7 separate regions of the Mus musculus genome follow, and all the other regions are linked to region 1. Evidence: chromatin loops called from intact Hi-C (ENCODE). Cell type or tissue: heart. All regions are shown on one strand. Each heading gives the region's core, and the rest is flanking DNA. Links, peaks and the distances in the headings are about the cores only. Region 1 holds the start of Ldlrad3 (low density lipoprotein receptor class A domain containing 3). Region 2 overlaps Ldlrad3 (low density lipoprotein receptor class A domain containing 3). Region 3 overlaps Ldlrad3 (low density lipoprotein receptor class A domain containing 3). Region 4 overlaps Ldlrad3 (low density lipoprotein receptor class A domain containing 3). Region 5 has its middle 43 kb from the start of Gm34268. Region 6 holds the start of Trim44 (tripartite motif-containing 44). Region 7 has its middle 20 kb from the start of Commd9.

The links. A loop is a pair of places that touch in the nucleus more often than their neighbours do. Peaks named below come from ENCODE experiments on the same cell type or tissue, not always from the same donor. Only the 100,000 strongest peaks of a DNase experiment are listed, where the experiment ranks them.
Region 2: it touches region 1 in a loop (2.1-fold over the local background); 10 of 42 quality-filtered maps call a loop at or near these places.
Region 3: it touches region 1 in a loop (4-fold over the local background); 10 of 42 quality-filtered maps call a loop at or near these places.
Region 4: a loop joins it to region 1, with 2.0 times the contacts of the local background. A loop is called at or near these places in 5 of 42 quality-filtered maps.
Region 5: it touches region 1 in a loop (2.2-fold over the local background); 2 of 42 quality-filtered maps call a loop at or near these places.
Region 6: it touches region 1 in a loop (8-fold over the local background); 4 of 42 quality-filtered maps call a loop at or near these places.
Region 7: a loop joins it to region 1, with 2.3 times the contacts of the local background. A loop is called at or near these places in 4 of 42 quality-filtered maps.

What each region holds. Positions count from the first base shown.
Region 1 is chr2:102,183,994-102,188,328 of GRCm38, forward strand. It overlaps Ldlrad3 (low density lipoprotein receptor class A domain containing 3), which reads right to left and starts at 2,467. Exons shown (of 6, transcript NM_178886.3): 1 at 2,287-2,467. The coding sequence starts at 2,332. In heart, for the core only: no CTCF peak of the experiment used is centred there; DNase peaks (open chromatin) are centred at 1,728 and 2,328; H3K4me3 peaks cover 2,020 bases; H3K27ac peaks cover 1,480 bases.
Region 2 is chr2:102,105,070-102,109,404 of GRCm38, forward strand. All of the region lies in intron 2 of Ldlrad3 (low density lipoprotein receptor class A domain containing 3), which reads right to left. Among named protein-coding and RNA genes, the nearest start is that of Ldlrad3, 79 kb to the right of the region's middle. In heart, for the core only: a CTCF peak has its summit at 2,436 (motif pointing left); no DNase peak of the experiment used is centred there.
Region 3 is chr2:102,089,744-102,094,078 of GRCm38, forward strand. All of the region lies in intron 2 of Ldlrad3 (low density lipoprotein receptor class A domain containing 3), which reads right to left. Among named protein-coding and RNA genes, the nearest start is that of Ldlrad3, 95 kb to the right of the region's middle. In heart, for the core only: a CTCF peak has its summit at 1,947 (motif pointing right); no DNase peak of the experiment used is centred there.
Region 4 is chr2:102,116,914-102,121,248 of GRCm38, forward strand. All of the region lies in intron 1 of Ldlrad3 (low density lipoprotein receptor class A domain containing 3), which reads right to left. Among named protein-coding and RNA genes, the nearest start is that of Ldlrad3, 67 kb to the right of the region's middle. In heart, for the core only: no CTCF peak of the experiment used is centred there; DNase peaks (open chromatin) are centred at 2,328, 2,998 and 3,418; H3K27ac peaks cover 697 bases.
Region 5 is chr2:102,287,795-102,292,129 of GRCm38, forward strand. No RefSeq gene overlaps it. Among named protein-coding and RNA genes, the nearest start is that of Gm34268, 43 kb to the left of the region's middle. In heart, for the core only: a CTCF peak has its summit at 2,450 (motif pointing left); a DNase peak (open chromatin) is centred at 3,847.
Region 6 is chr2:102,398,371-102,402,705 of GRCm38, forward strand. It overlaps Trim44 (tripartite motif-containing 44), which reads right to left and starts at 2,530. Exons shown (of 5, transcript NM_020267.2): 1 at 1,643-2,530. The coding sequence starts at 2,314. In heart, for the core only: a CTCF peak has its summit at 2,166; DNase peaks (open chromatin) are centred at 2,411 and 2,791; H3K4me3 peaks cover 2,376 bases; H3K27ac peaks cover 1,996 bases.
Region 7 is chr2:101,903,995-101,908,329 of GRCm38, forward strand. No RefSeq gene overlaps it. Among named protein-coding and RNA genes, the nearest start is that of Commd9, 20 kb to the left of the region's middle. In heart, for the core only: a CTCF peak has its summit at 1,955 (motif pointing right); a DNase peak (open chromatin) is centred at 1,967; H3K4me3 peaks cover 553 bases; H3K27ac peaks cover 1,083 bases.

The DNA of each region.
Region 1 (4,335 bases), core at 137-4,136:
AGACTACTTGCAACTACTCAACTAGTTAAAAAAAAATAAACAAAACCCACCCACAGCTCAGGCCGAGAAGCAGATTCTTCAAGAAGAAAGGTTAATAGGCACACTGCTTCTAGTAGGAGGAAGGGAAACCAAGCCTCTTCCCTGAGATGTTCAGGGGTCTTACCAAAAGCTAGCCAGAGAAGGAGAGGATGCAGCAACCAACCACTCATTTTCACACCCGCTTTAGAATTATCTAAAGACTCACACACTTAAGCCCACCACGTGCAGCATCCAGGTGCCAGAAAATGGGGCATCAGACAACGTGATGTAACTCTGAAGTGATCTGCGCTGCCAGACAGGATACATGAGAAAATAGTAACAGCCACAATCTTAAAGGCCCAAGTCTTGGACTTAATACTCAACTCAGAGCCCAGGTTTCCTCTACAGGAAACCTTCCAAAGTCCTGGGCTCTACAACCTCTCTGGTATTAGCAACTTCTCAGGGAAGGATTGAGGACTAGGAAGGGAGATGTTGGCTCAACAACCAACCCTTGTTTCCTACAACACTTGGTTCAAGACATAGTTCACACTTAAAAGATGATCCTTAGTGTAACAGGGAAAGGCTTCAAGCCACCTAAAGGTCCTAAAGCAAGTTCAGTAATCCAAAGCCACAGCTAACTTCAGCCAAGGAACACTGGCGGTCCCTCCCCTACCCCAACTATGGCTCACGGTGACTACTGCACTTCCTTGCTCTATGGTATACGTCCACAGGCATATTAAATAACCATTGCTGAAAGGGAGAAACATATAATTTTTTGTGAACTCAACTCATGCGACCCAGTACAACAAGAAGATGTGATAATTAGTGTCCACTGGTCCTAAGCAGAGAACACACAGAGGAGCCAGCTGGGGTGTTACCAAGGGACATGCCATTGCTATGTGAATTAAATGTGTGAATCCGGGCAGATCTTCATGTCTGAGATGCCCTGGAACTGAGCCTGCTCTAACAACCTCCAAATAACTTGCACCTGCTTATAGCTGCCTAATTCACTTTGCCCTCCCTTCCTTCTCCACAACCCCCTCCCCCCAATCCCCATAACTCCAGACAAACAGAACACAAACCCTCAGTCTTGGTTTTAAAAAAAACCTACAGCAGCCACAGGAGCCTAACCCCTCACTGGAAACTGAGCAAGCCCACAAGACATTTAAATGGAGTCTCAGAGGAGTGGGGATGATGGGGGAGGGGGAGGTCCCGCTGGCCAGTCATTTGAGAGGATGCACAGGACTTGCAACTTCTAGGAAGGGAGGGTTGCTGGACATCTGCAAGGGGTAGCTCAGAAAGGTTTTGACTTCCCTCACAACAAACACAACGCAGCAGCCAAGTTTTCTGGAAGTATTTGGAAAAATCCGACATAAATTAGACGTGTGAATGATACGGCCACAGAGCATGAAATCTTCAGTAAAGAAAGTTCTGTGAGCATCAGCTGCCCAGAAATAAGCATCAGGGGCCAAGGGCGGGCAGAGCTGTGGAGGGGCTGCTGACAGCTGTGGCCAGCGGGCAGAGGCAGAGGGGAAGGGCTCCAAGCTGGAATTCGGAGCGTGCCCACATCAGCAGAAAAGTTCCTGGGAACAGCACTCTGTCTGGGAGGGACCCTGCGGGTCTCAGGATGCACGCGCTCTGAGATGCAGGGACCAACGGCCGTTAGAGGAAGCCCCGGTCCTCTTTTCCTTCCCTGCTCCCTGAAGGTTAAGGCATCTTCGACAGACGACAGAAGTAAAAGATCTGCTCCCAGGATGAACGAATGATTTCCATGTCCATTCCCTACTGCATCTCGCTATTCCCAAACCAGACACGGTCCAGGGAAGAAGAGAAAGGAAGCTGGGATGCAGATGCGGGGAGAGCGTAGATGGGAAACTGAGGCAGAAAAGTGTATGTTAAAGGCTGAGGGAATCCGGGAAGACCCGAAATCAAGAGTGGAGTCCTCTCCTTTCCCTCCTCGGTTCCCAGCACACAGAGCCACACTCGAACTACGCCCAATCCGGGCGGCCGCCCGGCTCTAGGGAGCCGGCGCCGCACAAAGCTCCGCCCGCGCACACACACGACAACAGCACCCGGTGCGCCGGCCCACACAATAGCGCGGCGCGCGCCCCGCCGCGGCCCCTCGCGGGGTCCCGGCCAGCCCGGCGCCGAGGTCCGCCCTTCGCGCACACCCACGCCCGCAGCCCAGGCCCGCGCGCGGAGCAGGGACGATCGAGGCAGCCCCCGCGCCCGGCGCTCGGTGAAGCGCGTCACGCGCCCCCCACTCACCCGCAGTGCTGCTCAGCAGCAGGCACAGCGGCCCCAGCAGCCACATGGCGCGGCCGCCGCTCCGCTGCCCAGCGACGTTGCTGCCCCGCGGCCTCGGTCAGACCCCGCCTCTCGGCGCCGGCCACGCCCTCTCGCCGGCCCAGCCACGCCCCCGCCCTCCCAGGCCAGAGAGCTCAGCCAAGTTCTGCACGCTCACAGTTGAATGTGGCCGCCTGAGCTCTCCTCCACGGTCCAGGTTACAAAGGTCCGGCGGATCCAGTTTTTGCTGCCTCAGGGGTCAAATTGCGAGGAATTCTTAACTGCCCCGGCTCTTCTCTCGGCCGGTTTCCCTTTCTTCCTGCATCCTGCGGGGATGAGAGAGTCACCATCTCCCCAGAGCCTAGATGGAAGAAAAAAGTTTGAAGAACCGGTTCTTAGGAGAAAACTTTTTTTCATTGTTGACAGTGAAATACGACCGTTGCTTCTCAAACTCCAAAATGTATCAGGCAGGCTTGGCGACCCCGTTATAAAGCTCACTTCCACTCAACAGGTCTGCATTTCTAATAAACTGGGGGGGGTGATTCTCAGGATGGTAGTTCCTGGAGCCACTGGAGGAGCAGAGAAGACATTTCATCCTGAGATCTAAGAACACTGAGGAGAGTTTTAAATCCCCAAAACTTTATGCATTTTCCATTGTTTGGGCATTATACACTGTTTTTTAAGGAAAGCCTATTATCATGGAGCTGAGGAAATGACTTAGCAGTTGAGAGCAATTGACCTTCTCTGGTTAGACCTTCAAATGAGCCCCCAGCCCCAGAGGAAGCCATGATTGCCTTAAGTCCATGTGCTCCTCTAAGCTGCATCTAGGTTACTAACCAAAAGACTGAGTGCATTCACTGGGTTATTGCTTTCACCAAAAAGTCTTTTGTTACAAGGCGATAACATTACTATTCATGGCATTACAGCAAACACTGACCAGAACAGCTGAATCTCACTTAGCATCCTCCAGAAAGCTGCAGGAGGATGGCACTAGTCTGCTTCAGGCATGGCACTCTCATGGTCACACTTTACCTTTACAACAACCTCTGAAGACAGACAGTAATGTTTCTGTGACACAAATGAAGTCTCTGAGGCTCAAAAAAAAGAAAAAAAAAAAAAGAAAAGAAAGGAAGGAAGGAAGGGAAAACATTCTCAACAGCCACACATCGTTACTTACCACCGTGAACAAGCCCAGTTCAGAAGACCATAAGACACAGAACTTATCTGCAGCTTCAAAGATGATGTGGCCACTGGATCTGAGCTATGATCATGGAAATGCTCAATAAACAAAAGTTAATTTCAGCGTTTAATACAATTCTACTCCCAGGAAAAGATTTCTGGGTTGCAGCTCCCACTCCCCAAAGCCACTGAGCCTGAGAGTTTTCCCTGCTGGAAATTAAAGTCATTCTTTAGCTGTTGCTGAGTGTGTGTGTGTGTGTGTGTGTGTGTGGTGCATGCATGTGGGTATGTGAGCGTAGTGTGGTGTGCGAGTGTATGTGTGTGAGTGTGTGTGTAAGTATGTGTGTGTGAGAGAATGTGTGTAAGCATGTGTGTATTGTGAGAGAGAGAGAGAGTGTGTGTGCATGTGTGTGTGGAGAGAGAGTGAGAAAACACATGTGTTTAAATTGTCAAGCTAACACTGCTGGGAAATGACTTCTTGTAATTCACATTTAATGTAGTCATAGGATTTCAGGAGAGAAATTGTCTTATGTCTGTTAACAAATATTTTGCACTATCCAAAATGATAGAAATTTTACCTTCCACTTTTTAAAAAATTATATATTTATATATATATATATACATACATACATGTGTATATATATTGTATTATATCTATATATGTGCGTGTATGTATATATATGTATATATGTATATATATATCTTCAGACACACCAGAAGAGGGCATCAGATCCCATTACAGATGATAGGGAGCCACATGTGGTTGCTGGGAACTGATCTCAGGACCTCTGAAAGAGCAGTCAGTGCTCTTATCTGATGAGCCATCTCTCCACCCCAGCCCCTTACCCTTCC
Region 2 (4,335 bases), core at 274-4,273, 79 kb before region 1:
ATATTGAGCCAGGAAATAAAACAGTTTCTGTGGCAGAGCCTCGCTTACTGGAGTGTAGGAAGGTGAGGGACCGGGCATGTGGAGGCTGCAGCCGACCATACCATGCTGGGCAGATAGAGACCTCACGCAATTTTCTGCTTGTTCAGAGGTGGATAGTATACTGTTGCCCGAGGCACAATACCTATTGGATAAGATCAGCTTCTTTCTGATTACATCATGCAATGAATGATTTGAACATGCCCTCTGGTGAAGGTGCGGAGACAGTCCCTTATCTTATAGCCAAGGAAGTATGTGCTGAGAAAAGTATAGTAGCACTGAGGGCGTCGGGGACTGTGAGAACCCAGCATGGTCTGGCCCTAAAGCCCTGTTCTGAACTATAGGATATATGATTTCACCTTTGGGATGGAAGAACCCAAGGGTCTGGACGTGACTGAGTTACCAGAGGTATTTAAAAACACACAGCAAAATAACACAAGTAGGAAAGAAAGAACACACAAGAGTATACACATGGGTCAGCATGAAACCACAATCAGTCTCTGGGCCACTCTGAGGGCCACTTCTGTTGTCAGAAGTCCAACTCCTTCAGAAGCCTGTGGAATTCAGTACTTCACTAGGGCTAGCCAGAGTTAAGACCTGCAGGAATAGGGACACTTCACATGTGACACAGCAGATATTCAAGCAGAAACTGAGAGTAGGACTGTCCCCAAGAGATGGAGCAAGTATGGCAAGCCAGTTTAAAAAAAAAAAAAAAAAAGGCCCGTGTCCACTGCTTCCAGGTTAGCCCAGGGGAGCACTCGTGTCTTCCCAGTGATCCCCTGGGAAGAAAGAAGAGTCCTCTCCCAGGGCAGCCATTATGAAGCTTCACCAATAGAGTGGACGGTGTAAACGAAAAGCCCTGGAGGTTGTACAGCAGGATCAAGTGGTCATCAGGGCCACAATTCCCCCATCGACTCCAGGCGGATTCCCTTCCTCACCCCACCTTGTCTTCTAGGGAGCACGGTGAACCCTTGGCATCCCTGGCTGAAGGCTGTGTCACTCCCACCTCGGTCCTTGTCAGACAGTATCCCTCCCTCATGTCTTTACATTATCTTCTTAGAACACCACGCAGACTGCAATAAGGGCTCTCCCTACTATAATATGACCTCATGTTAACTATTCACATCTGCAGTGACCCAATTTCCAAGTTAGGGCATGTCCTTGGTTACTGGGAATTAAGATCTGAACATGCTCTTATGTTCAAACCACCGAGAAAGCAGAAGCCGATGCCTGTGAAAGTCATCACACTTCACAAGTGTTGGACACGCATGCATCTCTAGGTGACAACTTAAAACACAACGGTGATGAGTCCATGGCTGTGCTAGTGTACGGGGTGACTGTAGCCAGCTTCCACAACCTGAACGGCTTCAGCAGCAGAAGCTGATTTTCCCGAACTTCTGGAGGACAGATGTCCAAAATCAACGTATATGAGACACGAGGACAGCCGGCTTTCTTCTCCCTGTGGCTTTACATCACCTTCTGTCTCTTGGTATCTGAGTCCAAATTTTCTCTCTTGGAAGGACTTCAGCTGTGATCATTTAAGGCCCACTCTGTGACCTCATTTTAATTCAATTATGTCTTTGCGGTGCTTAATTGTGACTGTCAACTCCAGTGGGGTAAGAAATGCCTGCAAGCTCAGTAAAGCACACCTCAGGTACATCTTTGGGGGTGGGGCACGGTTCAGAGAACATCAGATCCTGAGTTCTCAGACCTAATCAATCGATGTATCCCACAGTGAAAGGCAGGAGGTGAGGCTTAGCTTGAGGAAGTCACTGGGGATGAGTCCTAGGGGTGACATCTTGCCTTGGCTCTTCCCTGTACTGTCTCCTTCTGCTTCTTGGTGACCAGGATATGAAGCGCACTTCTCCACCATGCCCTCTCCGTCAGGATGGCTCCTCTGAAACAGGGAGCAATGACCCCCTTCCTCCCTTCTACGCTGTCAGGTATTTGGTCACAAAGCAAGCAGAGTAACTAATCCATTCTGCTAAACTCCACACCAAGCAAGGTCGAATCCAGAGGCACCGTGCGGAAGGATTTCAACCTCAGACTGCAGCAGGTAGCATTACCTGATTCAAAATATTGGTGGTTCGGCAATTCTGTTTGGATCCAGCTGAAAGGGAAAAATCCATTCAGCTGTAGCTGCCTCCCACAACTCACTGAGAGGTTCCGGCCTTCACTGGCCACAACACCGCAATGGCCACCATCCCGAAGCACGCTGCATGCAGCCCATGACAAGCCTGGATTCCCCAGTCTTTGTACATGCTAAGCCATTAGAAGGCAGCTTATTGAAACAGCCAGTGTCCCGTTCAGGCTAGCAAACTCAAACTCCACTTCCCCCTCTGCTTGCTCTGAGTCCATGCCAACTTAGTTGGTTTAAAAGAAAATGTTACATGTGGTGCCATCTAGAGGCAGAAGAAGCCTAGGACGGTGACAAAAAAAAAAAAAAAAAAGAGGAGGACCCCTTTATACTTCTAGGGGACCAGAGTTCCACACTTGCCCCTGAAACTCTATCCAGTTCTTCCACCATCATGCCTGAGCAATGAGTAAGCAAGAGCGGGGCACAGTGGAGGCAGATGGAATTCGGATTCCAAGTCTGCACCTACTTTCCCACGTCTCTGGTTTGGGAGATTCATTAAAATGTTTTCTTTTAACATCCTTTAGTTTCTCCTCCACACTCCACCAGACATGCACGCACCCAGGCAAAAGTCAGAGATGATAAAAGTGCCACACGTGACCAAAGACACGATGAAATTCTCCCAAGGAGAACTAATCCCACTTGTGAGGAGGAACCCCCAACAGTTTGTCGAGACACAGAGATAACAGTAAAAGCCCATGGCAGAACAGGAAGGTCTCAAGGCACTCGGCTCTAGACATCTGTGTCTCTGCTTTAGCACTGGGAATGGGACTTTGCTTCTAGGAAGAGGTTTCAGAGGCCCATAGGACTAAAGGCCACCTTAAAAATCATTATTGGAGAAAAACATTATTGATGTGTTGAATTTTTTCCTATAGTTTGTATTCTGAATGTCCCTCAGAGGCCCAAGTGTTAAAGTTTTACTGACAGGAGTAGGAAGGAGGTGACGGAGCCTGAGGAGGTGGGGTCCAGAGTTAGTGATCTGACAGGACAGTTAAGAGCACTTGCTACTCTTCCAGAGGACCTGAGTTTGATTGGCAGCACCCATGTTGGGCAGTTCACATCTCCATCCCTCTGGCCTCCATAGGCACCTGGCTACATGCAAACATGTATGTGCATGCACATGAGAGAACAAACACTCATAATTAAAAATAATAGCACTATAAAGAAAAAGTCTACTAGGAAGCCTTTAGGCCATTGGGGGTGGCCTGAAGAGGATGATGAGACCCGGGACCTTCCTCCTCATTCTCTTTTCTGCTTCCTAGTCATGAGGTTTCACTTCACTGTTCACTCTCCCACCACGACACACCATCTTCCACAGGCAACAGAGCCAACTGGGTTCTGAGGTTAAAAACTCCAAAATAACTCTCTTTCTTTATAAGCCAACTACTCTCTTTTGCATTAGTTGCAGGAATTTCTGTTAACTACAACAAGCACAATACAGGTAACATAGATCCACGGGTAATACAGATCCACAAGATCAGCGAAGGGTCACCTACACAGGTGAACAAAAAATACTCTTGGGAGTCTCTGATAGAGGAAGGCTATGGGGTCTTCTAGAGCCAACATGCAAGCTCTGTGTGCTTGCTGGGCCTCTGTGACGACAGCTCCTTCCTAGTAAAGCTCCCGTGGCAACCCAATGCGTTGCTCTAGGACATAAGGTGCCTGGCTCAGTACGGTGCCCAGGACACTCAAGCACATACTCACTGTGGCTCCTGAAAGTGAGCGCTCTCACGGAGGCATCGCGTTTCCTGACACATATGTCTCATCATTTTATTACCACAGAAACAGAGGGAAGACATGAAAAGCAATTTGAATAAACTTATCACTCAGGGCAATTCACTAGCCAAGAACTAGCACACCAAAATAAAGCCTCCGAGCCCCAGCTCTGAGCGGAGGTCCTCCAGAGGCACTCTGCACAACAGCTAATACCCGCAAGGCCCAGGTGAGAGTTAATTTCAATTCATCAACAAATATCTCACAAAGAAATAAAACTAATAGCTAAAAATATAAGCATTCTACCTTGTTAACTAAAAAAATTAAAAATGTAAAATACATGAACTGCTCTCAACTATTAAAATAACCAGGAAAAGAGAGTTTATTTTAAAGATATTACTCAACGCTGCCAAGACTAAAATAGGTCCCAGACTTCACTCCTGGCCAGTGAA
Region 3 (4,335 bases), core at 114-4,113, 94 kb before region 1:
CCTTACCCAGCACTGAGGGAAGTCGGATCGGGAACTCAAGCAGAAACAGAAGCAGAAACCATGGAGGACTGCTGCTTACAGGCTAACTCACTGCACTATGCTTAACTAGCTTTCTTGTCGACTCCAGGTCGACCTGCCTAGGGATGGTACCGCCCATAGTGGGCTGGGCCCTGAATGTTGATCTTCAAATCTCAGTCAAGACAGTGGCTGACACATATAGTCACAAGTTTAGCTGATGGAGGCAATTCTTCTCTTGAGATTTCCCCCATGGCAGGTAATTCTAGGTTGTATCCATTTGACAACAAAAGCTAACCAGGACGGCACTGTACCAACTCTGCCACATTCAAAACTATAGTCAAGAGAAGTTCAGCAGTGCATACAGGATTTCTCCATTGACAAGTGGCAAGGCCAGCCAGCATGTGCCTCAGGCTGCCTAGCTGCAGCGCTCCATGGTTTTTGTGAGGGCAGTGACTGGATCAGACATGCAGTATGGAACCCCCTGCAGCAACACTACAGTATAGAAAAGGCAGATGTCACCCAGACAGAATTATTATATGGAAAGGTTGAACCACTCCCAGAAGAACAATGGCCCAGGGAAAAAGGACTAAGAAGGAAGAGGGCAAACAAGAAAGATGGTTGGCCACCCCAGCTAATCATGGAGGGACAATGTGGTGGATCTCGCCCAGTCTGCATGAAGGGCACCTAAGGACATCACTACCTGCCCAATTTTGCCCAATTTAACAGCAGATTCCTGGGGATCCGTGCAGCAATTTCATTACTGAGAGAGATGCAAAAGCCAGGATATGGAGTATCAAAGGCACATACTCAAGTACAGCAAAGGAGAAAAGAGAGGAGCAGGCAGGAGGCCGTGGGAGAGACAAGAGGATGTGAAGAAACAATTGCAGAAATCCCAAGTCTGAGTATGGAGTGGATTTATCCAGTGAAATAGGACACTCCTATCCCCTACCTAGACCTGTGAACTAATCTTATGTGACCTGTCTTCAGTCCACGAGGGACCTCGACTATCAGAAAGCAAGGAACAGGGCAGTGTTTGTCAGAGTGGTTACAGAAACTTCCTAAGCTTCATCTGAGACTCACTGCTTATGGAAGGAAGGTCTGAGATTATTCTGATGCAGACAGCTTAGGCCCTGGGAAACACAGACTTGAGGCCTGAGGTATACAGACCTCAGACCCGCTGCAGCAGCAACCACCTGGGTTGCTATTGCACAGCCAGCCTTGCCCCAGACCTACTGAACTAGAATCTTCAACTGACAGAGTCCCACCCTCCACTCCAGCTTCTGAAGACTTATAAAGCTGGAGGCATCAGGGACCGTTTCAGGGAGGATTTGGGAACTGAGGTCAGTGGTCCTAGGAACCTGCCAGACATCTTTAGTGCACAGAGCCCAGAGATGTTCCTGCTGGGTTTGTGTGTGCTGGGGATGGTACAAGGATGCACACACAGAGATCAGAGGACAGCCTTCTTGCTTCAGACAGGGTCTTTCACCTGCCTGGGATTTCAGCAGTATGCTGGGCTAGTGGCCCACAAGCCTTCAGGGGTCTTCCTGTCTCTGTCTGTCGTCTGTCTCACCATCACCAGGTATGCACATGTGAACTCCCACCCCTGGCTTCTTACAAAGATCCTGGGATTCAAATTCAGGTTCTCACGACTTTTACAAGGCAAGCATTTTCCCAACTGAGCCAGCTCCCCAGCTGTCGATTTTTACCAGGAAAGGCACCCCTGAGGGAGACTCCCATTGTGGTTCTGATGTTTCAAGCCCCTGCTGCATGCTCTGGAACTGAAGAGCAGTTAGAATTTGCTTCAGCTACTAAATATTCAAGCTCTTCCCCCCCCCCCCCATTTTTTGCAGAGGAAATATGTTGTACAGGGTCTTGCCTCTAATCTCTAAGGCTCCTCAAAACCCTCCACACTGATGAGCCAGGCCATACACTGACCTGCAGGGGGCAGCATAACAATGGTTTAGGCTCACTCTGGAATGTCTGTATTCATATCTTGGCTCCACCTTTCCTGTAAGCTTCAATCCTATATAAAGGGTGTGTGTCTGTGGGATTTAGTGTGGCAATCTAAATTCTTTATGATATCAGCCATGCAGAGCACTGAGCAGAGAGTCTGGTGTACAACGTTGCAACAATATTCCCAGGTTGGCACAGACCCCAGAGTGCCTCTGTATACTCTGCTCACTAGGAGTCCAATCTTTTTGCATATGTAAACAATTCAAAATCTATTCCTACACATGTGCTCGTGTGCCAGCAAACGGTTCTGTCTTCCCACAGGGACAATCATAGGTATCTGGTGCTTAGACGTGACCAAGTCCCTTTAGAGTGGAGGAAAGTAGAGCCTAGGGGAGCTCGAGCGCTCAGCTCACCCACAGCAAGAGCTGGCTCCTGCACAACCCTGCGAAAGAGACAGTAACAACCAGGAGGAGGGAGGGAGGGGGGGTCTTCTAGAGTTTGCCATTCTCCCTGCATAGGAACACCCAGGCTGCCTGAGCAACAGCTGATCTGAGGAGGGCTGCATCTTTTCAGCCGGCTGAGCTGCCTGTCTCTTCCCCTGAAACCCTGTTAGTCACTATGAGTACCCTACCTCCCTGGAATTAAATACAAAAGCCACTGAAGCTGCCAGGGTCCACAGTTCTTGGGCACAAAAGCCCCTCATTAGCCTCTGTCCCTGTCTTAAAATCTAAGCAAAACATTAGGATGTAATGACAGAGGATGAAGATAATAGGTATCCGCAAATGCTGACCAGGGAGGGGTGTCCCAGGGTTCACATCCACTGGGATCCAACTGTGGGAAGAATGGTTACTTAACAGGCAGGAACAGGGATGAAGCAGAAGGAGACGTTGTGAAGACAGGCTGTTAAAACAATCAAGAGGTCCTTTAAAAGTCTTGAGAGACATATGGGGGAGGTGTCTGTCTCTGTCTATCTCTCTGCCTGTCTGTCTCTGTGTCTGTGTGTCTCTGTATGTGGTTGTATCTCTGTGTGTGCATGCGGCAGATGGAAGGAACCCTGCTGCTCTTTAGCAACCCTATCTGGCTACCTGTTAGGAAAAGCCTAGCCGAGAAAGCGGCCACGAGAGAGCAGGACACGTTGTCCGTGCATTTCCAAAGTCTTTCTTCCTCGATGGGGTCACTCAGCAAATATACGCTATGCTGGGAGCGCACTGTGCTTGTTGCTGGGAAAACTGAGCAAGATAAATTCAGGCCTTTTGCTGGCTGTCTGAAAACATCTAATGGCCCTAGAAAGCAAACACCCATGGCCTTTATTGCATCTGATGCTGACAAGTCATAGGTAGAAACACACAGTTCTATGTGAACTGGAGGAAAGAAGGTCTACCTGCCGGGGAAGAGAGGGGACAAAGATTTCTGGGAAGGAATGGCTACAGAGTGAGGTATTCCTCTTTTTATGTACCAAGACAAATCTATCCATCAATCTACCTAAACATGCATTAACCCACTCACCAATCAGTTAATCCATCCATCTATCCATCATCCATCCATCCCTCCCTCCCACCAATGGTTTGAAAATAGACCCATGCACTCATCAACCCATGCACTGACTCCTTCATTTACCTATACCCATCCATCATCAACATAACCACCCACCCAACCACCTATCCACATTATTTTGTTTGTGTTTTGATTGATTGTCTTTTAAAACAGGTTCCCACTTGGAAGCCCAATGGAGTCTGGAACTTGTTATGTAACCCAGGCTAGCCTCCAACTTGCAATTCTCCTGCCTCAGCATCTGGAGTGCTAGAAATACAAGCATGAACACCAGGCCCATATTCTGTGTGTGTGTATAAGTGATCATGAATGTGCATGTGCATGCATGTGTTGGTAGGTGTGCACATGTGTGTGGAGGCCAGAAGATAACCTCAGCTATTATTTCTAAGGTACTGGTCACCTTGTTTTGTTTGTTTAAGGGTCTCTCACTGTCCTGGATATTGCCAAGTAGTTTAGGATGGCTGGCAAGAAAATCACAGGCATCCACTCAACTACCATCTGTGATGGTTTGTATATGCTCGGCCCAGGGAGTGGCACGATTAGAAGGTGTGGCCCTATTGGAGTAGGTGTGTCACTGTGGGCATGGGCTTTAAGACCCTCATTCTCGCCAGGCAGTGCTGGAGCATGGCCGGTGGATTTCTGAGTTCGAGGCCAGCCTGGTCTACAGAGTGAGTTCCAGGACAGCCAGGGCTATACAGAGAAACCCTGTCTCGAAAAAAAACAAAAAACAAAAACAATAACAAACAAACAAAAATCCTCATTCTAGCTGCCTAGGGTCTTCTACCCGCCTTCAAATGAAGATGTAGAACTCTC
Region 4 (4,335 bases), core at 275-4,274, 67 kb before region 1:
TAAACAGATTTCTGGAACCAGAAAATTGGTCAGATTAGATTCCAAAGACTTTGCTCAGAGCATCAATAAGGCTGGCAACATATGGACTTGATGAGTGATTGTGTAGGTTCAGAGAGTATTTATCCCATCCTTTATATGCATTACACACAAATGCCCTGCCAGTACTACAATAGGCACATGCTCTGTGCTCTTCTAAGTCCCCTTAAGCACACAAGGCGCACCCCACCCAGTGCCTTAGCAAAGTGACGTCATCAAATGTAAGCGCCTAAGAAGAAGCCAAAGCAAGAGAAGATCCCCCTGTAGACTCTGTCTTTCTAACCCTCCTCAAGCCCAGCCCAGCTGCCTCTCTGGCCTAGTGGCTTCCATGGGTTATCTCTAGTTCCCTTTTCAACCAGCAGTCTACACAGTGAAGAACTGTGTGGGAATATATATAAAAGTCAGGGCCTAGAGACATTTTCTTGCATTGACTAGGGGTGCTACTGCCATTTAACATGTAAAGGTCAGGGATGTGATACGACTTTGCATGGAAGGGTTTCGGGGGAGGGAGGAGTGCAGCTCTGACTTTTCGATGTATTGTGCCACATTTCTCCTAATCTGCCACCCACTGAGACACACCACACCACAGAGCCATCTGGCTTGACAAGTCAACAGTGCTGAGGCAGAGAAACACCTGCTACTCAGCAGTTCTCAGTCGCTCCTGTTGTTTCTCTTTTCACACAGTGAGCGTTTTCAGTGCAGGTGACGGTATCTCTAGGACCTTCAGCAACTCTGAATTCTTACATCCTGGTGTAGAGAGCCTCTCTTCAGAGGCATGACCCTGACTCTGAAGCCCCAGCACCTCCCTCCTTTAAAACCAGTGTCTTGATCACACGAATGTCATTCCTGTTCCCCAGGCTTCTAAGCACGGGGCAGGCTGACCCAGCAGAGTCTTCAGCCCATCTTCTCCCTGGTGTTTGGGGCTGCATTGGATCCCTCCAAAGCTTTAAGCTGTAGGCCTGTTAGTAATCTCGTAATGGGAGCACATTTGTCTTTAGAGAGGTAATACATTAAAATGAGGCATTAGAGTAGACCCTAATTCAACATGACTGGTATCCTCACTGGAAAAGAAAATTAGGGCAGACACACACACACACACACACACACACACACACACACACACACACAGGAGAAACAACATGAAGACACAGGGAACCATTAGTAAATCAGGGGATGGGGCTGAAAGGAACCAACCCAGCTGACAGCTTGATCTCAGATCTCTCTGATGAGACAAACAATCTGACGTTCAAGCCACACTATTGTACTGGAAATCTAATCCAATATGCTCTCCTCCTTCTGCTTATTCTTTTGACCCCCAGCATAAGTCATCAAATCTGAGAACCTGTCCCAGGCACCCAGCCTGAGGCTGGTTCTTCTATTAATCCCTCTGATCCCATCCTGTGTTTCCCTTAATCCCAGCCCATGTTAGTGATTGCCTCTTAAGGAATATTCCTGCTAGGCACACACACACACATACACACACCATACACACATACACACCACACACAAACACATACACACACCACACACATACACACCACATGCATACATACCACACATACACACACACACCCCACATACATCACACACATACACACACACACCATACACACCACACACACAAACACACCACACACACACATACACACACACCACACCCAGAGGCACAGGCTCTGTCTGTCCTCAGCTCTGCACCCCAGGATTCTACAATTCCCAGCTCTCCCATAAGTATCACTGACAACTCTAAGAAGTAAACCAGGCATGGCATTAGTACCTTAACCTCCATCCCTGAACCACCCCATCACCCTTACCCCATTTCTCTAGCACTTGTGTGGGACTGTGCATACATAGTTAAACTAAGGAATACAGAGAACCTAAACCTGAACAGGTAGATCGCTATCCTGTCTGCTTGAAAGGTTAGAAATCTTTCAACCCAACAGCTGGGCATTCTAATGGCAGCAATATTTCTCCCAGTTCGGTGTCTCGGAATATACTTAAATAAAAACATGACCAGCCTTAGCACAAAGTTGGCTTCCTCCTCCTCTCCTCTCTCTTTTTCACTAAGTCAAAGAATCCAAAGGAGTTGCATGTTTCCCTGCAGAACATCACTTAACTGAAAATAACTGCACCATCTGTGCAGGAATGGAAAAGTAAAAGCCACGCCCTTCCTTGTCGGGCAGAAGACAGCAGCCTGTTGCTAAAGCGTCTTCCAGGGCCCCTGGCCCGCAACTCTTATTTGATGTGGGGAACAGAACCGGAACAACTAGAAACTCCAGCGGGGCTATGCTCACTGCAGTCGCCCAGGACATTCAGCCAGTGACACAAACGTTTCCAGCTGTGAAATGGGAATTTCATCCTGACAGCTGCTGTCCTTTGGCACTTCTCCTTGCTCTCCGCTGCGGCTCCCTCCCTAGCAGCAGCCGTCATGGTCGTCATGGTCGGGTCTGAATGGACATCTGCAAACTATCAGTAGACTCTGCTTTCCGATTGCTCCCTTCGATTCTCCTCCTTCTCTTCCTGACAGCCTAGATCTGTGGGCACCGCTGAACGGAACAAGAGGCACAACTCGTCTGCGCAGCACACACACAGCTTAGCATTCATGCTTGCAGATCTCAGAGAGACCTTCCTTCCCTACTACCTTTTCGTGCTTTTCTCCAGGACTCATTTCTTGAGACATGCAGACACACCTGCATGGACATATACTTTCACTCACCGACAGGTTAACACCACCTAGTGAGCTCTTCTTCAGTGATTTGTTTATAAGCATACCTAGAACATGTGTGAAGAGCCTTTGTGCTCTGGACTGTTCCCGTGTGATGTGAGCGCTACACAGAACCTCGGACATCTGTCCTGTGTATTTTTCCAAAAGCCATTTGGTCCTCATCATGCAAATATCTTCCTGTTCAAGCTTGGATAGGGGAGCATCTGGCTGTCACCGAGAAGGCAGCAGTCACACAAGGATGTCTGGTCTGGCCTAGCTCCAAGCACCTGTGCTTAGCCAGCCCCCCTCCCCGCCCACGGCCTTGTTAATCTATACTCCCTCTGCCCCAGGAGCTCATTCCACTAGTGCTACCTCCGTTTACCCATCTGATGGAGGAGGATCACCCTGATATATTGCTGAGAAAGTGTAACATAACCCCACACTTCAGCTGACTTTTATAGCCACAGATATAACAAAAACATGATCCCTGATCCTGAAAGAAAATCCTATGTTAGTCACATGGTGTTTCCCTGAGCGAGAGTTAAGGATGGAGAAGGACGCTAGGCTAGTGATGGAGCTCAGCTAGCGTCTGCCTAGCATCTGCCCATCACACGGCTCATGGCTTGTTTCTCCCAGGAAGTGCTCCAAGATGGCAGATGTTTTGTTTCCTTCTTATAAAACAAGTGAGGGAAGAAGGCCAGTGGCCAGCATTCAGGAAGCAAGGGAAGGTCACAGGAGGAGGTGCAGGAACTCACAGTTTCCCTAAGGAGTCAGCTCTCTAAGTTATTCTCCTTTGGACCTCTGTCCTCTTGGGCTGAAGCTTCTGCTTACAATCTTACATATGCTTTCACGTCCTTGCATCACTTCATGAGGAAAATTATGTGGGAATGGTGTTCCTGTTTCGGGGAGCTACTGAGCCACTGGGATAAGGTCTCATGTCCACCCTCCAGAGGCCCTGCAGCTCCTCTTGATACAATCCACAAGTTGAACCCTGTGCCACACCAGAGCCTTGCTTTGTCCTTCCTCTGGCTCTGTGAACAGCCCCTGAGACGCCAAGTACTACAGGCCTTCCTCTGCGGAAGATCTACTGTCTACCAAAGCACTTGGATGTGGCAGGACTTTAATAGCCCCCTCCCTTTTTTCTTTTAAGTTCTTAGAAGAATCCCCTGCCCATTTTATAGATGAAGGAGCAGACTGAAGACAAGACTCACCCAAGGTCACACAGCTAGAAAGAGTCAGATAGTTAATACTTCAGTCTTGCTGGCCAGGAATCTAGGCTAAGTTATTGGATAGGTACCTATCTAAGAAAGAGAATAGTATCTCATACATCTTTCACTGATACATTTTTTAAATCTTCAAAATCATTAAGAGTAACTTTCTATATTCCAGGTCTACCACAGAGAGGAGTGGGGTAGGGGGTAATGAACTTCTTGTGTAAGCAAAAGTCAACGCTTATAATTGTCTGCCCTTTGCATCTTTCTAAGGATTGAAGCCTGTAGATCAGGAAGCATCAGACGACAGGTAATGGGCACGTACAACCACTTATCAACCTACAACTGTGCCATCTGTCCACCCCACCACACTCACCTCACGAGAAA
Region 5 (4,335 bases), core at 137-4,136, 100 kb after region 1:
GTTTGGGAGGCAAACAGATCTGGTACAGTTATTTATGGGTTATTTGTTGTAGACTTTCTTCTGCTTTGGTTTCTTTGTTTGCAGATAGCTTCAGCCAGACTTCTCCAGCAGAGCTGCTGCGAGGGTTGGAGCTGGGGAACTTTGCACACAGATAGATGTACAGCTTTTTCCTTTGCAGCTATGGGGAGCACTTCCTTTTGAGGTGGCAAGGTGAAAGGCAGGTACTGTTTGGGGAAAGGAGAAAACTGGACCCTATCAGAGCTTTTTGGATGTGTGAGATTTTTCTCACAGGCCACATACTTACCTCTAGAAGAGCTATTCATGATAAAAGAGGCAAGATTTCCCCAAGACCAGTCAGGCAAGCCTCTGGAGCTAGGGAGTCAGGCTGTCGAGGTTATCAAAGTCCCTAGCAGGATGCTACCTGAACCCAGTACCTGAAGGAGGAGGAGCAGGCACCTGCCAAGCACCCCAAAGTGACTGTTCAGAGATCTTTTACAATATACTGGTGCATAGTTGATTCTCTGCCTTAAAGGATTAACACTGGGGTTTTGGCAGATCATCACAACCAGGTCTGGTGTGTGAGTAGCCATAGCCAGCCAGGTTCAAGGTGCCTTTCCTTAATCCTATCTAGTGCCAATAAACCTCTAATAAAAAGAGGAGGAGAGAATGAAGTGAGGTGTTTAAGGCAACATGAGCAGGTCAGAGTGGCTGGTATCAAAATCATAGAGTCATCTACAAAATTCGTTTGAATTCATATTGCATTTGACTTGAGCCTGTAACATGAATCTCTGATTCTCCTGGGTGTAATGCCAAGCTCCATTTCATTTAGTACCCACAACCACCCTGGATCCTAACATCGAAGGCAGGGAGTCCTGAAGGCTCCTTTGACAGCTAGAGGATATCTATAGTCAGTGCCCACAATGAGCGGGTACGTGGTAGGGGAACCATGAGAACCTGGGCCAGCTGGCCTTCATCTCATCTTATCTAGAAGCAGCAGCACCTCATTCTTTAGGTTGTACTGATGAAGTTTGGTTTTCCCTGGGAGACAAGGATAGGGAGAGCTTTTGGATGTGGGTAGATTGGATCCTTGCCACTTTCTGCGATCTCCCCAAAGAGCAGAGTGGAGAGTGTGGTTATGTGGAGAGAAGGGGTGAACACTTAACAACAGTCAGGCACGCTACAATTTAAAGAGACGACAGCCTTGCTGTTTAGCATGGCAACAAGATATAAATAGGTGCTAATAAGTAAAATCAGGCTAATTGCTGAAAAAGTACAACTCATAATAAGCCTGCTTTACATAATGTTTGCACACTCTAAAATCATTTAATACCTATGGACTTTTATCTTATCAGCATAGAAAATTGCCAACTTTGCCACTATTAGTGGTGGGATTCAGGCAACTCTCTTCATTTGCCTGAGGCTCAATTTCATTGGCCATAAAATGAGACTAATAATTAACTTCTTATAAAAATGGACCTGATGAGGTAATGCGTAGGAAGGGCCTTTAAAAACTGGGAAGCACTGTACTGAGCTGTTTAGCAGTAATTGTTATAATAATTGTGCACAGCAAGTATATATTTCAGGGGGTGAAAATGGTTGAGAATGTAGTTTGAAAATCAACATTCAGGGTGCTCCAAAGGGCATGGGGCAAGGTTACTAGGTAAAATGCTCGCAGTACAAGCAGGAAGACTAGAGATTGACCATCAGCATCCATGCGAAGATTTAGAAAACACCAGGGGTGTGCACATACAATTCCAGCCCTGGGGGTAGGGCCCCTTGAGGGTGCTGGCCAGCTAGTCTAGCAGAACCTTTGAGCCCCAAATTCAGTGGGAGACTCTGTTTCCAGAAAACAAGGTCAAGGAATTGTGAGAAAGACACAGACATCAACCTCTGTCTTACATGTTCATTGTGAGCACTTCCCCTAAGAATAATCTAGAATAACTATATACTAAACTCCTGTTTTTTTTTTTTTTGTTTTTTTTTTTGTTTGTTTTTTTTTTTGTTTTTTTTTTTTTTTGCTTGTTTTTTTTAAAGTGGAGTCTATAAATTAGAGGCATCTAAATCTTATTTTTTTTTTTTTTGCACACTGTCCTCTGGAATAAAATAAGATCCACATCACCTTTGGTCCTTTGGTATCTCCAGAAAACAACTTGTTTCTGAAAGAAACCTGGATGGTTCAAGCTCGTAGGTTAAGGTAGGTCTCCTTATGAATATATCTTCTGGGTTAAAAAAAAATAAAAAAAAGAAAAGAAAAACCAACTAGAATAAAACAAGCACTTCATTGTGGATAAAAACAATTATGATCTGTGGGTTGTACTGAACTATTCAAAATCTGACATACATATACTCACTATTAATATCCAGGAGTTCGACTCTGTGAAGCCAGGCTCATTAGTTCCCCATTCAAGTTCATGTTTTGACTAAAAGCTACCAATGGCAGACCCCTGCTGGCCCAGAATGGTACTGTATAGGGTAACACTCCAATTCCTATTAATGGATATATTGCCTAGAGATGAAAGAGCTGAGGTGTCAGATGTTCGGGGTTCCCCCTGACTCTTTCTATGCGTGAATACCTGTGGGAAATGTTGGGTATTTTCCTCAATTGTTCATTTTGGAAAAAAAATTAATCGTTGTATGTGTACGTGTGTGTGGTGAGTGTATTTGCGTGTATTACATGCATAAGCCTGTAGCTTTCAGAGGAAGCAGTTGGATCCCAGAAGTTACAGGATCCTGGGAATGAAACCCGTGTCTTCCACAAGAGTGTTCTTACCATGGAGCCCTCTCTGCAGCCTCACCTTTTTTGACACTGAGTCTTTCCACTAAATATAAAAGCTTGTTCTATCAGCTAGGCTGACTGGTGAAAGAGGTTCAGGGATTGATCGTCCTGTCGCTGCTCCCTTCCAGTGCTGGAGTTACACAGATGAGTGACCGTGCTCAACATTTTACCTGGGTACTTGGGATGCACACTTGGTCCTAGACTTGCATGACAAGCACTTTAATCACTGGGCCATCTTGCCAGCACTACCTCTATTTCTAAGGCTGGGATTTTCTACAATGGAGGAGGGTTCTTTAAGGGGAATCATGGATCCCAGTCTCCTAGTAGGGTAGTTTGAGCTTGGATTTCTGTCCTCACAGTTTATGCTCTGTTGCTAACAATAGCTTATAGGTAGTGAGTGCTAAGGGTGTTCATACTCATTGTTCAGTACATATTCTAACCCCATCAGGCACAGCTTTCTCTCTCAAATGCACAGAAGGGGACTATGGAGGGTCAAGGGCAAATGCAGTGTTCAAGGACACATGTAAAGGGGGTCAAAATAGGAACCAGAGTCTGCAGGATAAGGGATACCCAGGACTGCAATTCTTTTTCTTCTTAGAATCACTATTTCCTCCTCTTTCATGAAACTGGAATAAAATGAGATCCACTTCTATGAGGATCCTGAGGAAAGGAAGCACAAGAAGAACCCAGAAACTTCTCAGGCTGGATGCCCCCCACCCCATGATGCAAACTGGAGGGTGCAGTACTAGTTTGTAATGAGTTGACAGTATAGGCAGACAACAGTACCTGTGTCCATGTCCAATCTTGGTGTTGTCTATAATTGACAGAAAACAAAGCCTGAAGAACAGACCAAAAGCAGGAGGAGCAGGCTGGAGGGAGGGTACATGACCTACCCCATCTCTGCTTGAGACATCACAGATGACCTCTTGTGCCCCTCACAGTAGAACAGGCTATGGAGGTTTGCCAATGACCAGAAGTCAGGATCTTCGCCTCACTTAGTGTACCATGACCCAGGGTATCTTTTGCCTCTTACCCTTGCTCTTTCTCTCTGCAGGGCTTGTGTCTCTGGTTTGGCTTGAATGACACAAACCCAGTCTTCATAAGAAAACTCAATCATCATTTCATTACAATCCCAGAGAATGTTCCATGATTACACAATGGCAAGCTGTGATTGCCAATCCAGACAAGGAAGTGATTTTCAGAAGTGTTGTTGGCCAAGTCAGCAGGCAGTGGAAACCCACCCTGGCATTCTGCAGTGTTCTTCCATATGGTGAACTCTTAAGATTCATAGCCAGTTTCCTGTGGAGACCTATTTCCATCATTATCATTCCTATGCAAAAAACTCTTGCACGTGTCAAAGTTTTAAAGAGGTTTAAGTATTTGATTTTAATCTTATTTTGGTTTTTTGAGACAGGGTTTCTCTGTGTGAAGCTCTGGCTGTCTTGGAACCTGCTCTGTAGAGCAGACTGACCTCAAACTCACAGAGATCCACCTGCCTCTTCCTCCTAAGTGCTGGGATTAAAAACATGGGACTGCCCAGCAAGAATTTGTTTTTAATA
Region 6 (4,335 bases), core at 157-4,156, 210 kb after region 1:
GTGAATACTCAGGACAAGAAGTGTCTTTATAATCATGCAGACAAGAACAACCACTTGGAAAGCAGATGGTTTAACATTCGGTACTATTTCCAGTTAAATATAGAAAAATGGGTATCAGGAAGCATGACCAAGAATACTTACACCTGAGCTATTATTTGAGGGGTTTGCCACTTTGTTTTTGAGAAAGGAACCTCACATGATAGGCTGACTTCAAACTCGCTAGAGAACTGAGATTGACCCTGAACTCTGATCCTACTGCACTCACCTGTGGAATGCTGGAATTATAGGTATGAGCCACCTTGCTAAGTAACTATTTATAAAAGCAAGAAATTCCAGAAGCTGAAAACAAGTCAGATTTCATGTACACAGTGATTTTTGGCATATCTATAAAATGGAATTCAATACACCAATGAAAAATAAATCACAGGCAGTCAATGAATGAATTGCACAAATGTCTTTAAAAAAAGAAAAACAAACAAACTCAAAACACTGCGTGTCAATAATGTAAAAACCGTAATGTCAATTCAAGTTTAGAGATGCATACAAATGCTGTAAACACAAAGATAACCAAGAAAACTGTTAGTCCAAAGGTCAAGAAAATGGCTACCAAAACACAGTTATAACTGGAGTTATGAAATGTCAATATTACTAATAATAGTAGTCAGTAATACCTCTATTAATTACTAATAATACAATTAGTAATAATAAGTACTAATAATGATTTCTGGTCTGGGTGGAGGTCTCAGGAGTATTTGCTCTGTGATTATTTGTTAAGCTATATATTTTGTACACTTCTGCATGTGTACTTCTCATAATAAAAGTAGGAATAAAGGAAATATTAATACACAGTATTTTCATTATCAAAATAGTAGTTATTTTGAGGCCAGCAGTTGTAAGACTGCATAGGGAAACAAAAGCCATAACAGACGTTTACCAAACACTTATTACTTAATGAACACAGAAAAGCTGTTCTATCAATGTTAGCCATCGCTGTATACATAGAAGGCAACCCAAATGCAATCAATATTTACTAGATGTCTAATGCTGACAAAAACAGGGCCAAGCTGAATACATCCAAATCTAGCCAGTGAACATAAAAGCCTCCATCTCCACACCAATGTAGCCTACCAGCTATACTTGTTTCCTACCAAGTCTCAAACAACAAGGAACCTAAGACAACTCAAGACACACACCACAACACCTGTACCGCCACTTTCCGAGTCTTCTACTAGAGGAACCAGCTCCTTGGTTTTGTCAAAATCACCGTTTCTTTCTCATGTTTTCCAAGTGGGCTGAGTTACCATAGCAAGAGCCCTAAGTCAAAACACTTATCCTAACAACGGTGATCATGTATAGAAATGGGCCTAAATGGCGTCACAGTTCTCAAGGAATGGCCTATCTGAATTCCAGGGAGAAGTAATTTGCAAACTGTCAGAAACTATACTCAAGATTTTCTGTGTTCTTGTATGTTCACAGATGAGAACTGACAACTTGACAATTTCAACCAAAATGGTAGACTAGGCACGGCTTCCAACATGGCGACTCGTCTTGTTGATACATGAAAATGAATGTGGTCACAGCTAGGCTATCTGAAATCGGGGATCCTGTTCCCCTTAGACATGTCTGAATGCCCGATACTCACTCTCAGTTCTTCGAAGGCTTCGTCCAGCGTGGACAGCTGGTGGCCCCGGTGAGCCCCAATGACTGGACACAGGACACAGATGAGCTGCCTATCTTCCTGACAATAGGTGCTCAAATCCAGCCCATGGTCTGGACACTTCCTCTTGGCCACTCTCTCCGCTTCCATCTCTATTTCGGGGTCAAATTCGCTTTCTGCCTCAGTTTCTCCTTCTGCCTCTGATTCCCCTTCTTGGTTGTCTTCCTCCGCCTCGCTCTCCTGCTCATCCTCCATCTCTTCCTCGCTGTCTTCTTCACTCTCCTCGTCACTCTCATCCTCACTGTCTTCCTCGGTCTCGCTCTCTTCTTCCGACTCACTGTCTACCTCCGTCTCGCTCTCTTCTTCCCCGACCTCGCTCTCTACCTCCCCCTCGGCCTCCCCTTTGGCCTCGCCGTCTTCGGGGAGCGCGTCGTCTCCCCCGCTGGCCGGCGGAGTCCAGGCCTGGGCGCCATGGACGTAGGCAGCCAGGCGGTGGCTGAGGAACTTCTGGCGATGCGCGTCGGCGTGGCGGCGGCAGTAGCAGAAGCCGCAGTCGCGGCACACCTCCTCCGCCCCGGGCGCCTCGTCGGGTTCGCACTCGTCACACGTGCCGTCGGGAGGCAGCTCCTCGCAGGCCGCGCCCACTCCGGAGGCCATGTGGCTGCAGGGACGAGGCCGAGGCCTAGCGGCTGGCGTGCTCTCCGCCTTCAGCGCGGAGCGCCTTCCTCACGCAGGCCCGCTTACCCCCGGGGTCTGGCCGGCCGCCCCGCCTGGGCCGCGCCGCTGCGCTGCGCCGCGCCGCGTCTGCAGCTGCTGAGGCCTGAGGGCCCGGCCAGCCGTCAGCGCTGGGCCTGGCGCCCGCTCGGTCTCTTCGCCGCGCGCCGCGCCCGCGCCCCGTCCCTCGCGCGCCACTTCCGGCGCGGCAGCCTGCGCCCCGTCGGCCCCTGCGCCGCGCAACCCGGCCTCCGTTGCCCGGCAAGATCGCGGCCGCCGCGGGCCCACGCCGCCCCGGTTCCACTTTACCCACGCCGTCAGCGGCCTCCTTTCACTTCCTGAGTCACTTAAAGCGGCAAGGACCCTTTTCTGCGTTTTCCCGCGGGGCTGAGCATCCCCCCCGGAAGGAGAAGCTCGAGCGCAATCTCTCCTCGCAGAGCAGGGCGACGGGCCCCGCCTCTCCCACGCCCTCCCTGGAGGTGTCAACCTGACCGAAAACCACTAGCCTGCGGTCCCTGCGGACTTATGTCACTCTGGAGACACTGTCCCCGCCCCATCACAGCCCCCGGATTTTCAAGGGGCCAAGGCCCCAAGGCTCTTTATCACACCGAACCTGCCCGCCTGGGATTTCCATAAAGCCCCCAAAAGGGCTGTGTGTGTTCTTCTAGGCTACTGAGGTCTCAGTCTGACTGAGCAAACACGCAACATTTTTGATCCAAAGCAATACTGTGCCTTGTGTGTTTGCAAAGTCTATTTGCATCCCGGCCTCCTAGGGGTTCAGAATCTCTGAGTAATAGCTGTGTCAGGTGAAGGGAGGTGAGGGGGATCATAGTTTTGAAGTGAGATGCCAACTCCCAGTCACTAACTGGTCACTCTAGATTCCAAGCCGACACCAAGAGAAAGGAAAGCGGTTGATACACATTAAACAATGTTAAAGTGCCCCAGACCGTGCTAGATCTTCTTGTGGTGTTTTCAAAGCCTGATTTTAGAACTTTATCCACTAGAGTCCCCAAATCCTAAGGCCACCACTTAGGTTTGGTAATCATGGACAAATTACTTCATCTTTCTGTTTTAAAAACCACCCCCCCCCAAAGACAACAACAACAAACAAACAAAAAACACCAAACTCTGTAAAATAGAAATAATAGCAATATCTCCTTCGTGGGGATTTGTGGATTAAATGTAAAGGAGTCTGTACAGAAGTGATCAGTAAGCTTTATTAATTTTAGCATAATTTATAATGCTGACAATGACACTTCAAAGGTCATTTCATACCTTAAACATAAGACATTTTTGGTGGGCTGCTGGTAATGTAGCCATCCCCTTCTCTACCATCTATGGTTGTCTCTCCAGTAACAGAAAAAAAAATGTATTTGAGAGAGAAAGGAGGACATTTTGCTCTAGTGGGGCAGAGGAAAGTGGATTACAGAATGGAAAATAGCTAGGCATGTGATGCACACTCTCAAGCACTTGCGAGGCAGAGACCAGTGGGTCTCTTAGTTGGAGGCTAGTACCTTCGACTTAGGGGTTCCAAGACAGCCAAGGAAACATAGATTCTATCTTTGAGAGGAGTGGGGGTGGGGAGAAGGGAAGGAGAAAGAGATGAATGGTCTGATTTCTTTAAATAAGAGTGCTAGGATTTCCAGATCTCCACAAAAACATCAAGGAATGTAGATTAATTGACATTTTAAATAATGTTTGATGTCTCTTAATGTACATTTAATCTCTGTGCAGCTTTTGTTAAATATATTTTTTTAGAAAATTAAGAGTTTTGTTTGTTTGTTTTTCTTTTTAACCTCAGAACAATTCTATAGAATGCTGGAAAAAATAATTTGTTTTGTTCCGATCCTGTGCACATCTCTGTTTTCCATCCACTTATTTCTCAGGAAATGACTTCTATGTCTTCACTCAAAACAGGGATTGATGCCCCATTCTGGAAAAAGAAATTGACCAATGACAACCCA
Region 7 (4,335 bases), core at 156-4,155, 280 kb before region 1:
AGCCTGTAGATGTGCCTCACTCCAGAAAGCCAGGCTGCCTTTCCCTGCCAGGATCAACAGAGCCCCTGGGCTTTGACAGTGAGGCACCCAGAGCTCACGAGCTGCTTCAAACCACCCAGACCCCAGAGGTTGAAAAAGGAGATCAGGGCATTGAGCCAACCCCGTGCCTCTTCCTGTGTCTGCCCATGCCGCTGGATGAGGCTGTGTTGGAGTGTGTATGTGCATGTGGAGGCTGGAGCTTCCTCAGGAACTATCCAGCTCGTTTTCCGAGACGCGGTCTTGGATCATCCTTGAACATGCAAGGCAGATGGGCCAGTGAGTTTCAGGCATCTTCTTCTCTCTTCCCAGCTCTGGGATCACAAGCATGTGCCACCACCCCAGCTTCTTTACTTGAATTCTGGGGATCTAAAACCAGGTCCTTTACTATCTGAGCCATCTCCCCAACGCTGCCGATTCAGTAGCGGAAGAAAGTTTGTGATTTCCCACAGGTGACCTAAGTTTGCCTTGAGTGTGGTGACTTCCAACCCTCCTAGATCAGCCCTGCCGGCTGCCTCTGTGGATCCTGATCGTTGTCCTTTGCCTTCCGTTTCTGATGATTTTCAGTGTGAAGACAAATGGACACCCGAGTGAGCCACTCAGTGAGGTCTCTGCACACACACAGGCCCCCTGCCCAGGCACTGCTAGTCAAGCTCTCTGGCCTGCTGTTCACAAACTTCCAAGATGTGAGTCCAGTGTGGTGAGAATGTTACCACAAGCAAGGAACTCTTATTAGTTATCATTCCTTTTACATTCGTTTCTTTTGTTTCTGTTTAATTTTGTTTGTTTGTTTGTTTTGGATTTTCAAGACAGGGTTTCTCTGTATAATCTTGGCTGTCCTGGAACTCTCTTTAACTACCAGGAGGATAGCTCTGTGTGTGTGTGTGTGTGTGTGTGTTTTAAAATGATGGACTTAGTTTTATGTACATTGGTGCTTTGTCTTCATGCATGTCTGTGTGAGGGTGTCAGATTCTTTGGAACTGGAGTTACAGACAGTTGTGAGCTGCCATGTGGTTGCTGGGAATTAAACCCAGGTCCTCTGGAAGAGCAGCCTGTGCTCTTAACCACTGAGTGACCTCTCCAACCCCTTATGCTCTAATCTAGAAGCTATTGGCCGTCTAGAACTTTGAAGGTTTTCAAGCCATTAACCTGTTTTCAGCCTGTATCCACCGACTTCCAATCCTGATAATTCCTGAACATTCTTTTTGTTTGGTTGGTTTGTTTTTTGGTTTTTGGTTTTTTGTTTGTTTGTTTGTTTGTTTTGTTTTGTTTTGTTTTTCGAGACAGGGTTTCTCTGGCTGTCCTGGAACTCACTCTGTAGACCAGGCTGGCCCGGAACTCAGAAATCCGCCCGCCTCTGCCTCCGGAGGGCTGGGATTAAATGCGTGCGTCACCACGCCTGGCTCCTGAACATTCTTAACTGCATACTGATGACCTTTATACAATCCGATCTTCTTTGGTGCTCACATTTCTATGGTTTAATTCCCCCCACCTCTTTTTAAAGCAGTTTTGAGAAAAGAAAAAAAATTGCTAACGGCAGTAGTACAGGGATGGTGCCAGAGGACCCTAATCTCCACAGAGAGAGTTTGCAGGCCCTGAATGCTTGGGAAAGGCCCGAGTGGGCTTTCTCCCTCTGCCTGATCTTCCCCATTGTTTCTGTGGTCCTGCCGAATGCCTGCCTTTCTCCAGCCTCGTCCCACAGCCTGAGTACCCGGATGATGGGCAGTTCCTGTCGGTACCGAGTTTCCAGCTATAAAGTGATAGCCTGTCTCTGGGATTCATTTCATAAAAGATGTCACTGGTCACGAGGTCTTACTATCTTCTGAGGTGACTCAAAAAAACTAACTATAAGGCCTAAAATCCAAACAGGAAGGCAATCGCCGCCTGCTGCTCGGCTAGCTGCAGCTGGAACTTGCATGATAAGCCCAGCAGATGGCGCACTTGTTCTCTCGATCTCATCTGTCTTAGTAATGAAAACAAAGACCGGGAAAGGTGAGGTGGCAGCAGACCTCTCCCAGAGCCCGGGCTAGGGAGAGGCTACCTGTAAAAGAGGCCCTCAGATCCAGGCCTGTTATCTCGTTATCTCCTCAGGGCAGCAAAGGTTGGAAGAAGGAGAAGTGGTAGCAGGGACAGACTCCCAGGGACCCCTTTCAGGACTTTTCCCCTAATGCCCCGATGCATCTGCCACAGGCTAGTAAATCCAAGAATCTGTACCTTTGGACCGGCCAGACACAGCTTCGCCAAACAAGGTTTGTGCGCGGCAACCACAGGTCCAGGATTCAGCCAGCAGAGAACTTTCTGTACCATGGGTGGATAGTGGAGGCAGGATGCAGGTCTAGGGCTGCTTGAACTAAATCTCGATTTCTTCATCTGTATAAGAAAGAGATTAAGCTTAACTCTTCCTGACAGCACTGCTTGGAGGAGGTTAATTATGTATGAAGGTATCTGAGTCGGGGAGGGTGCCCATCCATGGCGGGTACATGTCTGCTCTGCGTGCTGCCTCTTCTAGGTAAGGCCCTGTGCAGAATGCCCCAGTTCTGGTGTGAAGGGGGTTTGCTGTGTTCTGACCCCCACCCCCATGGCTGGTGAGGAGCCCAGGTAACTTTCTGGACTTCCTTGCTTCGGGCTCAACAGCTTTCTCCTATTTCTGTTTTCTCCTCCTCCTCCTCCTCCTCCTCCTCCTCCTCCTCCTTCCTCCTTCCTCCTCCCCGTCCTCCTCCTCCTCCTCCTCCTTCTCCTCCTCCTCCTCCTTCTCCTCCTCCTCCTCCTTCTCCTCCTCCTCCTCCTTCTCCTCCTTCTCCTCCTCCTCCTTCTCCTCCTTCTCCTCCTCCTCCTCCTCCTCCCCCTCCTCCCCCTCCTCCCCCTCCTCCTCCTTCTTCCTGCTGCTCCCACTGTCTGACTAGAGTCTAATGGCATTCCCCTGCCCCAAATTCTTAATGGCTCCTTAATGCCCCAGAATGAAGGCTAAACTCAGAATTGATACTCAATGTCCTTCATAACCAGCTTTCCACCTACATTTTAAGCTTTTGGAACAAAATTGAAGAAATTGACTTAAATCTGAATTAACAGGGTAGAGTTCTGAGGATGGAGGGAATAGAAGTTGTTGGTAACAGGCATGGACGGGTCTGGCTACCAAGAATGGAGTCCCCCCTACTTCTCATATTATGTATTTTTTTTCTCTTGTTCTCTTACTGTGTCAGAAAGTGTCTTGCTATATAGTTCAGGCCAGCTTCAAATTCATGATTCTCCTGCCTCAGCTTCCTCTGAGGGTGTGGTGACCTGTCCTCTTGATGTGCCTTTCCTTAAGCACAGAGTCTAGGTTTTGCTAATTATTTTGTCCCTAGCAGCTAAGACAGTGTCTGCAGTTATAGATGCTCAGTCAGTACTCACTGGAATGCATGCGAGCATGAATGACTGAGAATGAATGAATGAATGAATGTCCTGAATGTGCCAAAGGTTGACTAAGCAACTATCCCCAGTGTTCACTAGCTCCTGGCCTTTTCTAACCTGAGAAGCAGAATGGGGTGGGGGAGGGGCATTAGAACAGTGCAGCCAAAAGCAAGAAACCAGAGCATTCTTGATCTAGCAACAGGGGGACGTCGTGATGACAAGGACTACAACTGTTGTGCCCACAGCCTCTTAGAACACTCCATCCTAAACCTCCCAGGAAGGTCAACCTGACTGTAGGGCTCTGGTCAGTCAGAGGGTGTGCTTGTCCAGCCATCTGTTTCCCAGGATACCATTTCCCTAGCACAGATGGCACCCGGACCTTCCTCACTGTGTCAGCGAGCTGCGGAGGACCCAGCATTGCTGAGGCTCAGCCTGGTCTCTTTCGACCCCGTTTTCTCCATCACTCGCCTCCCCTCCACCCTCCATATGGCTGCCTCACTTCGGTGTCCTCCCAAAAGAACTCCTCCTTCTGTCTGGCTGCTTAGCACCTCACAGATGGGAATCTAGAACATTTGGGAGAGGTTAAAAAGCAGTTTCAAACTGTCTGTTTTCTTTTTCTCAAGCTGGGGATTGAACCCAGGGCCTTGCATGTTTGACAGGTGGTCTACTGCTGAACTCTAACCCCGGCCCCCAGTGCCCTTGTCATTGCTTAGGAGGGCATCTGTTTCCCTGTCACCATCCCAGGAATCCTTTTCTCACCTGGAATCCTGGACCGGCCTCTAATGGGGCTGCCTGCTTTTTCTCCCCAAATTCAGCCTTTCCAGTCAGCCTGAAGCAGGACAGACTTGTGAGCAGAAGAGGAAGGGAACAGAGGCTCAGCCAGGAGTCCTGTTGGAGTTTCACAGCAGC